2 separate regions of the Homo sapiens genome follow, and region 1 is linked to region 2. Evidence: read pairs that join two places in POLR2A ChIA-PET (ENCODE). Cell type or tissue: HCT116. All regions are shown on one strand. Each heading gives the region's core, and the rest is flanking DNA. Links, peaks and the distances in the headings are about the cores only. Region 1 overlaps TNNT2 (troponin T2, cardiac type). Region 2 has its middle 23 kb from the start of PKP1.

Region 1 (5,367 bases), core at 27-5,026, 110 kb before region 2:
TGAGCTCCCAGACCCTGAGCTGAGCTGCACTTGGGGGGCAGATGGGGAAAGGCCCCACTGGGAGAACCTGTCCTTGGGTGTGAGCCCAGCTGGTTGGCATTAAAGGGTTTAACCTGGGCCCCCGTAAGTGTAACCCTTGTCCCATCCCACCCCAACACCCCATCTTGGGACAAGCCTTGCTCTGTGCCCAGGAGTGGTAGAGAAAGATTCCCTTGGTTTCTAGTTTCTCCTGGGCAGGCTGAGGACTATTCAGGGAGGGGGTTGCCTGGTGTGTAAGGAATTTCAGAGCACATTCCTGGCCTGCTGTAGCCGGGAAGCTACCTGCCCTCCCAAATTCCTTTTCTGACCCATGTCTTAGAGGGCGAATCTTCCTTCTCTCTGCAAAAGTGGAATCTGAGAGGATCAGGTTGCTGGCTGCCTCCTATTTCTGACCCCCACTTCCACTCTTCCTGCCCTCTCCCCATCCCCTTACCCCCGCTCTCCTGGTGGGCTAACAGCTGTTGGCTTAGGAAAATCCCATTCGAGTGCTGGGGACAAGGACTGAGGGGTGGGGCCTGTGTTTCTCAGAAACTCGGAGACTGTTTCTACAGGGACAGAACTCAAGGCTCTCCTGCTTTGTAGTTGGTTAACTGAAGTCAGAGAGGCTAGGTGACTTAAATAAGGCCACACAGCAAAATCTGGGTTTTAAGCCCAGATTTTTTGACCCCAAGGTCAGTATGCCTTATGCCTTCTATTGTCTTTGCTTTACTCCCCAAGAAAGGTGACCCTGTGAACGTGTTAGGCTTCCAACACGTGTTGGCTATGAATGCATTAGGCTAGAAAGCTGCCTGTGGAAGTGGGTGGGACTTGGGTGTGAGGACACAGGTGTTTCAGGACATTCTGGTTCCTTGCCCTGCCAGGTTCTTGACTCTCTCCCATTCTGCAGCCCCCAGTCTCAGCCCACCTCTTTCCCCTGCATCAGGTCCTGCCTTTGAGCCACTGGCATGGTGGTGTCCTCTGGGCTGGCTGAAAGCCCTCCTCCATCCTGCATGTCTGCATGCTATTTTTGGGAGCTGGATGGTGCCCCCAGGAACAGGGAGAGGAGTCCAAGCTGCTCTGTCCTCCTGTGAGGCCCCAGCACCATGCCCAGTGGCTCTGAACTGGTGGAAGGGCAGAGTAGGAGAGGAGAGAGAAAGCTAGAAGCTATGCGCCCAGGCTGGCCATGCACGGTTCCTCTGAGAATTTTCTCCCTCCCACTGAGGGACAAGCTTCTCCTGGGGCTCAGGTAGGAGCTCCTCAAGTTCTCAAGTCACTAGTTCTGGCCGCTCCCCTGGGGCTTTGGGTAACAATTGTCAGCCCCACCCATCCTAGGGTTAGGAAGGCTATTCTCTTTGGCCACTCTCATCCTAAGACCTATTTGGAGAACCTCTGGGGTTTGAGTCTTTTTTTCAGCAGAATGAGGCTTGATCCCGCATTATAGCACCTCGCACATTTGATGTCTCTTCTTCTCACCCACTCACCCCACCCTGGGGGTTGGGGCAAAAAAGTGGCTCAGAGCTGCGGTTCAGAGCTCCTTGTAAACAAGGCTCCTCCCTCACTGTCCTCACCCTGCTCCAGCAGAGGGAGCAGCGGAAGGACCACTCTGCTGCAGCCATGCTTGTTTCTAACCCAGCAGAACTGGACATAATGGGAACAGGGTCTGAAGACAATCAATCCAGGGCTGCAGTGGGTGCTGAGTCTGGGGAAGCCTCCACCTGGAGGGGCAGCTGGGCAGTGGCAGCTCCCTTGGAATGGCTCAGCCTCTGGACATCACCCCACCCAACCAGAGCCCTGGCTCTTGCTGGATGTCCACAGATGAGTGCCTGGGATTGGTCTCAGCCACTATGGGGGGGATGTGCAGGGAGAGGTGATGAGGGAGTGAGCAGGACTGTCTATGTGCCTCTGTCCTCATCCTGAGGCTTGGGTCTGAAATTGGTGCTGCAGCACTGGCACGCGTGAGTGGGGCAGGAGGTGGGCAGCAGGGGAGGAGCATTGGAGGGTGGTCCTGAGCATCATTTGGATTCTTCTCCCGCCTCACTTTAGCCTCACTCTCACATCACCCTGTCCATTCTCTCCCTTGGAAGCCAACATCAGGAAGGCTGTGGAGCTGGCATATTGCACTATAACAGAGGCTGCTGTTCACGTTTCAAACAACGTGATTGTGTCCCTGGAGCAGTGCACTGTCATGGCCCCGGAGGGTTGGGTCATAGTAGTTATTAGCTGAATGCCTACACTTCACACTACCTCTGTTCCTCACACCTACCCAAGAAGAGCAGTAATTTCACAGCAAAGAGAGCTGAGATGTGGGGAGGTTAAGTGACCTTGCCAAGGTCGCAGGCAAACGCATGCTGGAGCCAGCATTCAAAACGAGATTAGTCTCACACTCAAGTGCTTGCTCTCTGCCCCCTCCCTGTGATTACATGCTCATTGTAACACCTGATGTTGCCTAATGCCTTCCCCTTTTGTTAATGTCAACTGGAGCCTCGTAAAGACCCTGAGTAGCCAGGATGTGTACACTTTATCTCCATGAGACAGAGAAAGGACTGAGGTTTGGAGATGTTAAAAAGACTCGCCTAAACACCCTCGGCAAGCTAATGGAAGAGGATCTGAATCTAGATTATCTGTTCCCAGTGCAGTGAGAAGATGATCTCAGAATGAGTTCCCTGGGGGAACATTTTTTAATCGGAATTTTCATTGACATAATTAAAGACTAGTACACAGTTGTCTTTAATAACGAGCGTTTACACACGGTGCCTAGTTTCTCCCGAGGGCAACATTTGCAAAATTAGTACTATATCAAAACCAAGATTGGACATCAATACAATCAATCTATGATCTTATTCAGATTTGCCCACAATTGCACCATGTGTATGTGAAACTCTAAACAACTTTAACCTGTGGAGGTTCACGTATCCATCACCACAGTCTACATACTGAAAAGATCCCAAACCACAAGGATCCCCGCTGTGTGCTTTGATTTATTTATTTAGAGACAAGTTCTCACTCATTTGTCCAGGCCAGTCTCTTGGGGTGCCCAAAGACCTTTTGTCCAGGTCTCACTTTTGTCCAGCACACATGGAATGGGTGTGGTGGCTCACGCCTGTAATCTCAGCACTTCGAGAGGCTGAGGCAGGAGGATCCCTTGAGCCTGGGAGTTCGAAACAGCCTGGGCAATGTGGCAAAATCCCAGCTTTACTAAAAATACAAAAATTAGTCGGGCATGGTGGTGCACAACTATAGTCCCAGCAACTCAGGAGGCTGAGGTGGGAGAATCGCTTGAGCCCAGAAGGTTGAGGCTGCAGTGAGGCTTTGTGCAGTGAAGATTTGTACAGTGCTGAACAGATCCTGTGGAGTGGGGGTGGGCAGAGTGGATGGAAAGGTTGAGAAACTGCAGACATTGTCTTGAGTGTCACAAATGGAAATGCAGCATCCCAGGCAGTATTGCCTGTTCAGGGGCAAGGAACGAAGTGGACATCAGCAGGTGGCCTTGCTGCCATGTGGGTGTCACTATCTCCCCCAGCAGGGGAGAAAACAGGCTTTTTGTTGCAGGTCACACAGCTCATGAGGGGTGGAACTAGATTCACCCTAGGCCTCGCTGATCTCTGTACAACGGGGGCCAGAGCTCTTCTGAGGAAGGCAGGCTTCCCTTTGTACCTGCACTGACTTTTTTCTCCTTTTGGAGGGAGAGCAGAGACCATGTCTGACATAGAAGAGGTGGTGGAAGAGTACGAGGAGGAGTGAGTATCTGGAGCATCTTGCCTGAGTGGGGTCCTCTCCCGCCGCTGCCCTGACACCTGGTCCAGGAGCCTCCCAGCTGTCCCTCGGATTCTGGGTAGAAGTAGCTGTGTGTGTTTTGGGCACCCCGAGGAGAGATATAGCCATTTCCTTTCCACTCCTGTACCCCTGGGTTGTAGATCCCAGGCAGAGCACAGGCCGAGAGACTTCGGGAAGCACAGAGGTTCAGCTCCAGGGTCATCAGTGTCCTTGGCCAGTCTTGGCTAGGGGCCATGAACAGAGAAGCTGAGATGTTGGGTCTCCTGAAACTGACTGAGGAAGGTTCAGTGACTCTCCAGAGGCACAGAGCTGATTATGCCCCCCAAACCCCAGCTCAGAACCCAGTGTTATCACCCTGTCTTGGATCCCTACTCTCTCATGACAGTGCCCTGCCCACAGTCCTATCCCAGAGGGAAACCAGGGGGTGGGACACAGCCAATCCAATAACTACAGAGGATAGTGGTCACCAGGGAGGAGACAGAGGTATAGGCACGGCTACTGCCCTCACAGAACTTACTCTTGTTGAGATGTTAAGACATAAACTGGGAGAAGAAATTAGCAACTGGGGGCCTGGTGTGGAGGGCGGGCTGTTGGTAGTGTAGGAGTTCTGAGGAGAGGGAGATCAGGGGCTGGAATAGTCAGGGGGCTGTGTGGAGAAGGCAGGTCTTACCTGTGTAGAATTTGGAAAGATAAGAGATTTGGGAGAGGGCAGGACTTTCTAGAAAGGGGTACAGCTTGGGCAAAGATGGAAAGAGTAAGTGAGCAGAACGCTGGTGAGACCAAGCTGGCTGGGGCGGAGGCTTGCGGAGGATGGTAGGAGGCAGCCCTGCATGAGAACGGCAGGCCAGGCTAGTGGGTGTCATTGCAAGGTGGGCAGGGCAGCGTGGACTCCACTAGGCAACAAGGGAAAAGAAAGGGGGATTATCTTTGGGGAAAGGCCAGTGTGTGCATGTGTGTGCAGGCGTGTGTGTTTGCATGTGCTTGTGTGCGAGCTACTGACAGTGTTTCCTGTTGCTCTCAGGGAGCAGGAAGGTAAGCGTAAACGTGTGTACTCATTTGGATCAAAGACAGCCTGGTTCGAAACTGACCCACCTCTTCTCTCTTCTCTTGCTGCCTGGACTTCTCTTCTGAGCAGAAGCAGCTGTTGAAGGTATGTGCCTCAGGCAGGTGGAGAGCCAGAAAGGGGCAGGCTCAGCAATGTGGAAATCCTGGGAGCCCTGGGAAAGCAGCTCATCTGTCCCTGCTCCTCACTCTCAGCTGAGCAAGATCCTCCAACAACAGTGCCTTCTAAAATGGGAATCAGTCCTACCTGGGTTGCTCGGGTCTTGAGGCAAACGATTTAAACCTGTCTCTTCTGTCTGCCATTTGCTTCAAACACACTGATCACTTTTCCCAATTTTTTTTGCTTCTTCTCCCTTTTATCATGGGAAATTTTAAATGCACATAAAGGTAGCAATAATAATAATAATGGCCCCCCCTGCCCAAGGTACCCATTACCAGCTTCAACAATCATCATCTTAGGGCCAGTCTTCTTTCCTCTATACTCCACCTTCCACCAGTTATTTTGGAGCAGAC
Region 2 (5,367 bases), core at 224-5,223:
ACCATCTCATGGGACAAGCTAGAGGTGAAGAGTATGAGCTCGGAAGTCCAATAAATTTTATTTGAATCATGGCTCTGCCACTTACTAGGTGTGTGACCCAGGCTGAGTTAGTTAACCTCTCAGCCCCAGTTTCCTCAGACATAAAATGGAGATATTATCTACCCACTTATCTGTCATGGAGCTTAAATGGGACAGCACAGATAAGGTGGCTGAGACACGGCAGATGCCCAATGAGGGTGACTCCTTCCTGCTGAACCCATTCCTTACTGTCATGGTCATGGATTTCCTTCACACTCCTGACCTCTGTTAGAGCTGGTGCTGGCTGGTGGCTCCTGACCTCTGTTAGAGCTGAGTGCTGGCTGGTGGCCTTGGACAGTCAGGCTTCCTCTCCGAGATCAGTTTCCCCACCAGCTGCTGGGCTGTGGGTCTAGTTGGGCTCTGCTCACCAGACCCTGTTCATAGGCCCTGGCCTTGGGTCAGATTTCTGCCAGTCAGGAGGGCAGGGCTGGGCTGCATGCTGGAGAGAGCCTTCAGATTCCAGGGCTGGAGGAGAACGGAAAGAGATGCCTGTCGACCACAGTTCTCCAACAGAAACATGACGTGAGCCACCCGTGCAATTTAAAATTTTCTAGTAGCTGCATTTTAAAAAGTAAAAAGAACTGGTGAATTTTAATGTTTTATTTACCCCAAAATATTATCATTTCAACATGCAATTAATATAAAAATTGAGCTATTTTGCATCCTTCTCCTATGAAGTGTTTGAAACCTGTGCTCTGCAGTCACATGTGATACTAGACAGCAAAGATTTTCAAGACAGAAACCAAGAGTGTGATGGCGAGGAGACTGGCGTGGACAATGGAAGCATGGTGAAATATTCATCCAGCCAGCCAGCCGCCACGAGCTCCTCCCACTCCCCCTACCAGGCCCTTAGCAGGAGGCCCCTTTGCTGTATGACTCCCCTACCCAATTGGGTTTCATTCCCAACTCTGCTCTCAGTAGGTTCCCTACCTGGGAAAAAAGAAGGAAAGGGAAGGGCAGGGGACGGGAAGGGGAGGGAAGAGGGACAGAGAATAGAACAGAAAAGGTCCCTCTGGGTCCCTGGCCCTGGGGGATTTGGGGACAGGGGATCTAGCCTCAAGTCTCCCCACAACTTCATTCAACACATGTTTATGATGGCAGCCCAGCAACAGGCCTTGGGAGGAGTGGCAAGTGGACCAGGCGGGCCCCTGCCCTCATGGAGCTTCCATTTCAAAGTGGAGCAGGCTTCCTTGGTGCTCATGAGGCTCCACACTCATCTAGAAAGAGCCTGAGACCTGGAGACCTTCAGGGAGGCCTGGAGAGCTCCTTCTCGCCCAAAGAGCAGCTCCCAACTGCTCAGGGCCCAGTCCTCTGCTCCCCACCTGCCACTCCAGGTGTCCTCAGTCCACTGATGCCCTGTCTTTCACCACAGCCCATCCCCACTCTCCCTCCACCACCCCTTCCCCCGGCCACTCTCAGGCCCCACCAGGGAAGCTGGCCTGCCTGGTCATAGAGTTCCTGAAAGAAGGTAAGCTCCCTCCTGCTGTCCTGAGGGTGGGAAATCACAACAGTCAGCCTTCCTGGTGACAACAGCTGCTGGACAAAGACTACCCCTTCCTCCCATGACACAGACTCCTCACTTCATGCCTGGCATGCTTGCTGAGTGACTGCTGGGTGATGTAAATCTCCCAACTCAACAGAGACGCCCATCCAGACCAGGATTCGCCCACTCTCCCGGGCTCCTCATCGCAACCTGACATTCCTGGAGGGCGCAGGGTTTCTGCCACCAGCCAGTTGCATAATCCCAGGCATGTACCTACCTCTCTCCTCTCTCAATGTACAGCCTCATCTGTAAAATGGGGTAGTAACCCCTGCTTTTGGGATGGTTGTGAGAATGAAATTAGGTCATAAAGACTCATGGCACATGGTGAATGCTCCATGCTAGGGAGAGCCTACCCACCATCACCCCCTTGCTCACAGTGATGGGTCTTTTGGGGTGCCCGGCAGAGCCTGGGATCCATGTGCCTCTCTCTGAGGCAAGGCCCCACTACCAGGAACTTCAAAGCATATGTTGTGGAACACAAGGATCTCACTGGAGCTACTGGGGGAAGAGGGAGAAGGTTGCTCCTGGTGGGTGGGGTTCTGGACCCTTCTTGCCTAATTCGGAGTGGCTTCACTTTTGTCTGCTTTATGCCTTCAGGTTCCAAATAGCATTGTTTGAAATTTCTGATGCCTTGAGAGTTTGAGGTCACTTCTTTCTAACCTCCTCATTTTACAGATTGGGGAAATGGAGGCCTTGCCCAAGATCATAGAGAGAAGGAGGTGCAGAGCCTAGCAACGAAGCCAGAGCTCTGTGGCTACGAGCGGGTTCACTCCAGTGCTGGGGGAAGGGGGCTGCTAACTAATGCCCCACAGCTTCCCTGGGTGGAGTTCAGACTCAGCTATCAACACCCCTGGCTCAGGCAGGGCACTCAGCTCCTGGCTCCTTACCTTCCTGGATTCTGTGGGCACAGGGAGGCATCTCGCCAGGGGTGAGTACGTATAGAGCTCAGAGGCAGGGAGTGCCAAGAACATGGGGAGTGGATTCAGCCTGGACTCTCTGAGTGCAATGGGGTTGTCCTACACTCATGGAAGTCTCTGAACATAAGCCTGGGTACCCAGAGATCCCCTCTAATAGGAACAGAGCGTGAGGGGTGCCTGTGTACAAGGAAGGCAAGTCAATCAAGAAAAGGGTTTCCATGCACAGACTGGTGCCCGGTGCCAGGTGCTGGTGGGATGCGAAGGTGATTGTAACACAAGTCACTATTTACAGAGAAAGACTTTCAGGGTATGGGAATGTGCTGTATTTTGAATTTTATACATTCATCAAAATTCATCAAGATATACACTTACAGTCTGAGCATTTTATTGTATGTAAAATGTAACATCAATGACTTAAAAAATCACCTGAGGGAGACACTAGGAAGGAGAAAGATTTGAGTGGGGACCACCAGGTAGGTATGTGCCTCCTGCACAAAGGCAAAGAAAGGACTCCATCACACCACGGAGAGATGGGTGTGGCTGCCCGTCCCAGCAGCGGCCCCCGGAGGTGCCCGGATGGGTTCTGTGTCAGGAAGCTCAGGTCAGACGTGTGCACATTTTTGCCAGAACCCATCTGCGTGTGCACATTTTTGCCAGAACCCTCCCTCCGCACAGGCCTCTCTCCAGGCTGGAGGACACACCAAGACCTGCCCCCAGGCTGGGCGCAGGCCAGTTAGCTCTTGGTCCCTTTCCCGTCCTCAGCCACACCCTCAGGGTCTGGGGAAGAGGCTGGGAGAATACGCCCCTGACTTGGTGGAGGAGGATCTGTCCGCCCGCAGCTTCATTTCCCTCCAGTCCACCAACGGGCCTCCCTCTTGCAGAGGGAAATTGGGGCAGGCACAGGCCATTTGCAGAGAGGGGCTCTGGGAGCACTCTGCGGAGCTGCCCCAGATGACAGGATGTGAGCCGCCAGCGGCTTGGGGCGGCTGGCTGGGAGCCGTGTCTCATCGCTTGGGAAGCCGGGTGCAAGCGCCAACAGCTCCACTGACGCGGGAGGTGGGGGTGGGGGACAGGTGCTGCTCCAGGGAAGCAGCAGCCCCCACCCCGCCAGCCTCCCAGTCCTGGAACAAGTCCCCCATTGAGCATCCCAGGCACCTGGCGCACTTTCCCTGGGGGTCCACACCCTGGTGGAGCTCGTGCCTGGCCTCCTGGTGGGGAAAGGGCAGCCCTTCCTGGCTCCGGAGCAGGAGGTTCCCGGAAGAGGGCGGCTCTCTGGGCGAGGCCAGGCCTGGGGGAGGGGCGGATCCGCCACCGCAGCCCCCAAACAACCAGGCCACACCCCTCTTACCTATAACAGGTGAGAGCTCCCCCACCCAGGCCTCCCTGGCCAAACTCGCCTTCTGCCCTCCCTAACCTTGTAACTGCCATGACGAGGCATGACTGGCCCCTGCCATCTTCCCCTGCTGAGCTGTCCTGGTAACGTTCCCAAGCCCAGCCTCCCCCAGCTCCAGGAGGGAGGCTCACGCTGTCGACCTCTAGGGGGAAAGCCACCAGAGAAGGAGCAGAGTGGCCCAAGGCAGTCCCCAGCTCTTGGGGCTGCTCAGGATTCGGCAGTGCCCGTGATACTGCCAGGTTGAGCCAATATGAACCAACTCACTGATTTTTTTTTTAATCATTAAAAAAATAAAACCCTCCTCCAATTGTCAGGAAGGAGTTTGAAAACGGTAAGGTCAGCAGAACTGGGGGCCTTTCCTCTTCCCAGTGTCAGGGAGCAGCAAGTCTAGAAACAGGAGAGGGTTGGCCTGGAGCCTCTAGGGCCATCTTTGTGCTGTGCAGTGCCATGCCACCTCCACTGCCCCCCACTGCAGCCCTGCCTCCCTCCAGCTCTGCCCTGACACCTCGCCCAGTGCCCACTGCTCCCAGGCCAACACACACGTTTTTCCAGCTTTTGGGCTACGAGTGGGCTGCACCGGCTGAAGCCAACATCAGAGATGAATGGGACAGCAGAGCGGTCGTGCGCACTCAGCACCAGGTGGAGGCGCCCAAAGTCCACTGCGCTGTGGACGGTAGAACTGCTCCTCAGCCAATATACGAGTGGCCCTCAGAACAGGGAAGTGGCCGAGGAGGGTGGGCTTCTGCCTTAGGATGTGTCTCCTCCACAGCCCAGCCATTAGCTACGAGGGTGCTCTAGAGACCTCAAGAGCGGGGAACAGGCCCCTGGGGCTGTGAATCACTCATGGGTTGAGAAGAGGAGGGGAACAGAGGGACAGGGCTGAGCTTCCTGGGTAAAGGGGGATGTCCACACAGGGACGGGAGCTCCACAGAGAACCATTGGGGGTGAGAGTGCAGGCTAGCAGGGCTTGGCCTTAGCTGTAGGGTTCCGGGCTTTGCAGGGCACCCTACTCCCCAAAAGTGGAGGTTGGAGACAGCAGGCAGCAGCCTGAGGGGGTGAGACAATCACTCCATCACTCCATCTCACTCCATCACTCCATCTCACTCCATCTCACTCCATCACTCCATCACTCCATCTCACTCCATCACTTCATCACTCCATCTCACTTCATCACTCCATCTCACTCCATCACTTCATCACTCCATCTCACTTCATCACTCCATCTCACTCCATCACTCCATCTCACTCCATCACTCCATCACTCCATTTCACTCCATCACTCCATCTCACTCCATTACTCCATCACTCCATTTCACTCCATCACTCCATTACTCCATCTCACTCCATCACTCCATCTCACTCCATCACTCCATCTCACTCCATCACTCCATCACTCCATCTCACTCCATCACTCCATCATTCCATGTCACTCCATC

What was found. Peaks named below come from ENCODE experiments on the same cell type or tissue, not always from the same donor. Only the 100,000 strongest peaks of a DNase experiment are listed, where the experiment ranks them.
Region 1: POLR2A ChIA-PET joins it to region 2 with 5 read pairs; 8 of 35 experiments call an interaction of 5 or more read pairs at or near these places.

Annotation. Positions count from the first base shown.
Region 1 is chr1:201,371,602-201,376,968 of GRCh38, reverse strand. It overlaps TNNT2 (troponin T2, cardiac type), which reads left to right. Exons shown (of 17, transcript NM_001276345.2): 2 at 3,701-3,755; 3 at 4,814-4,824; 4 at 4,928-4,942. The coding sequence starts at 3,715. Among named protein-coding and RNA genes, the nearest start is that of TNNT2, 3.4 kb to the left of the region's middle. RefSeq lists an enhancer at 263-759. In HCT116, for the core only: a CTCF peak has its summit at 1,584 (motif pointing right); no DNase peak of the experiment used is centred there; H3K27me3 peaks cover 747 bases.
Region 2 is chr1:201,258,229-201,263,595 of GRCh38, reverse strand. No RefSeq gene overlaps it. Among named protein-coding and RNA genes, the nearest start is that of PKP1, 23 kb to the left of the region's middle. In HCT116, for the core only: a CTCF peak has its summit at 4,540 (motif pointing right); no DNase peak of the experiment used is centred there; H3K4me3 peaks cover 1,485 bases; H3K27ac peaks cover 1,630 bases.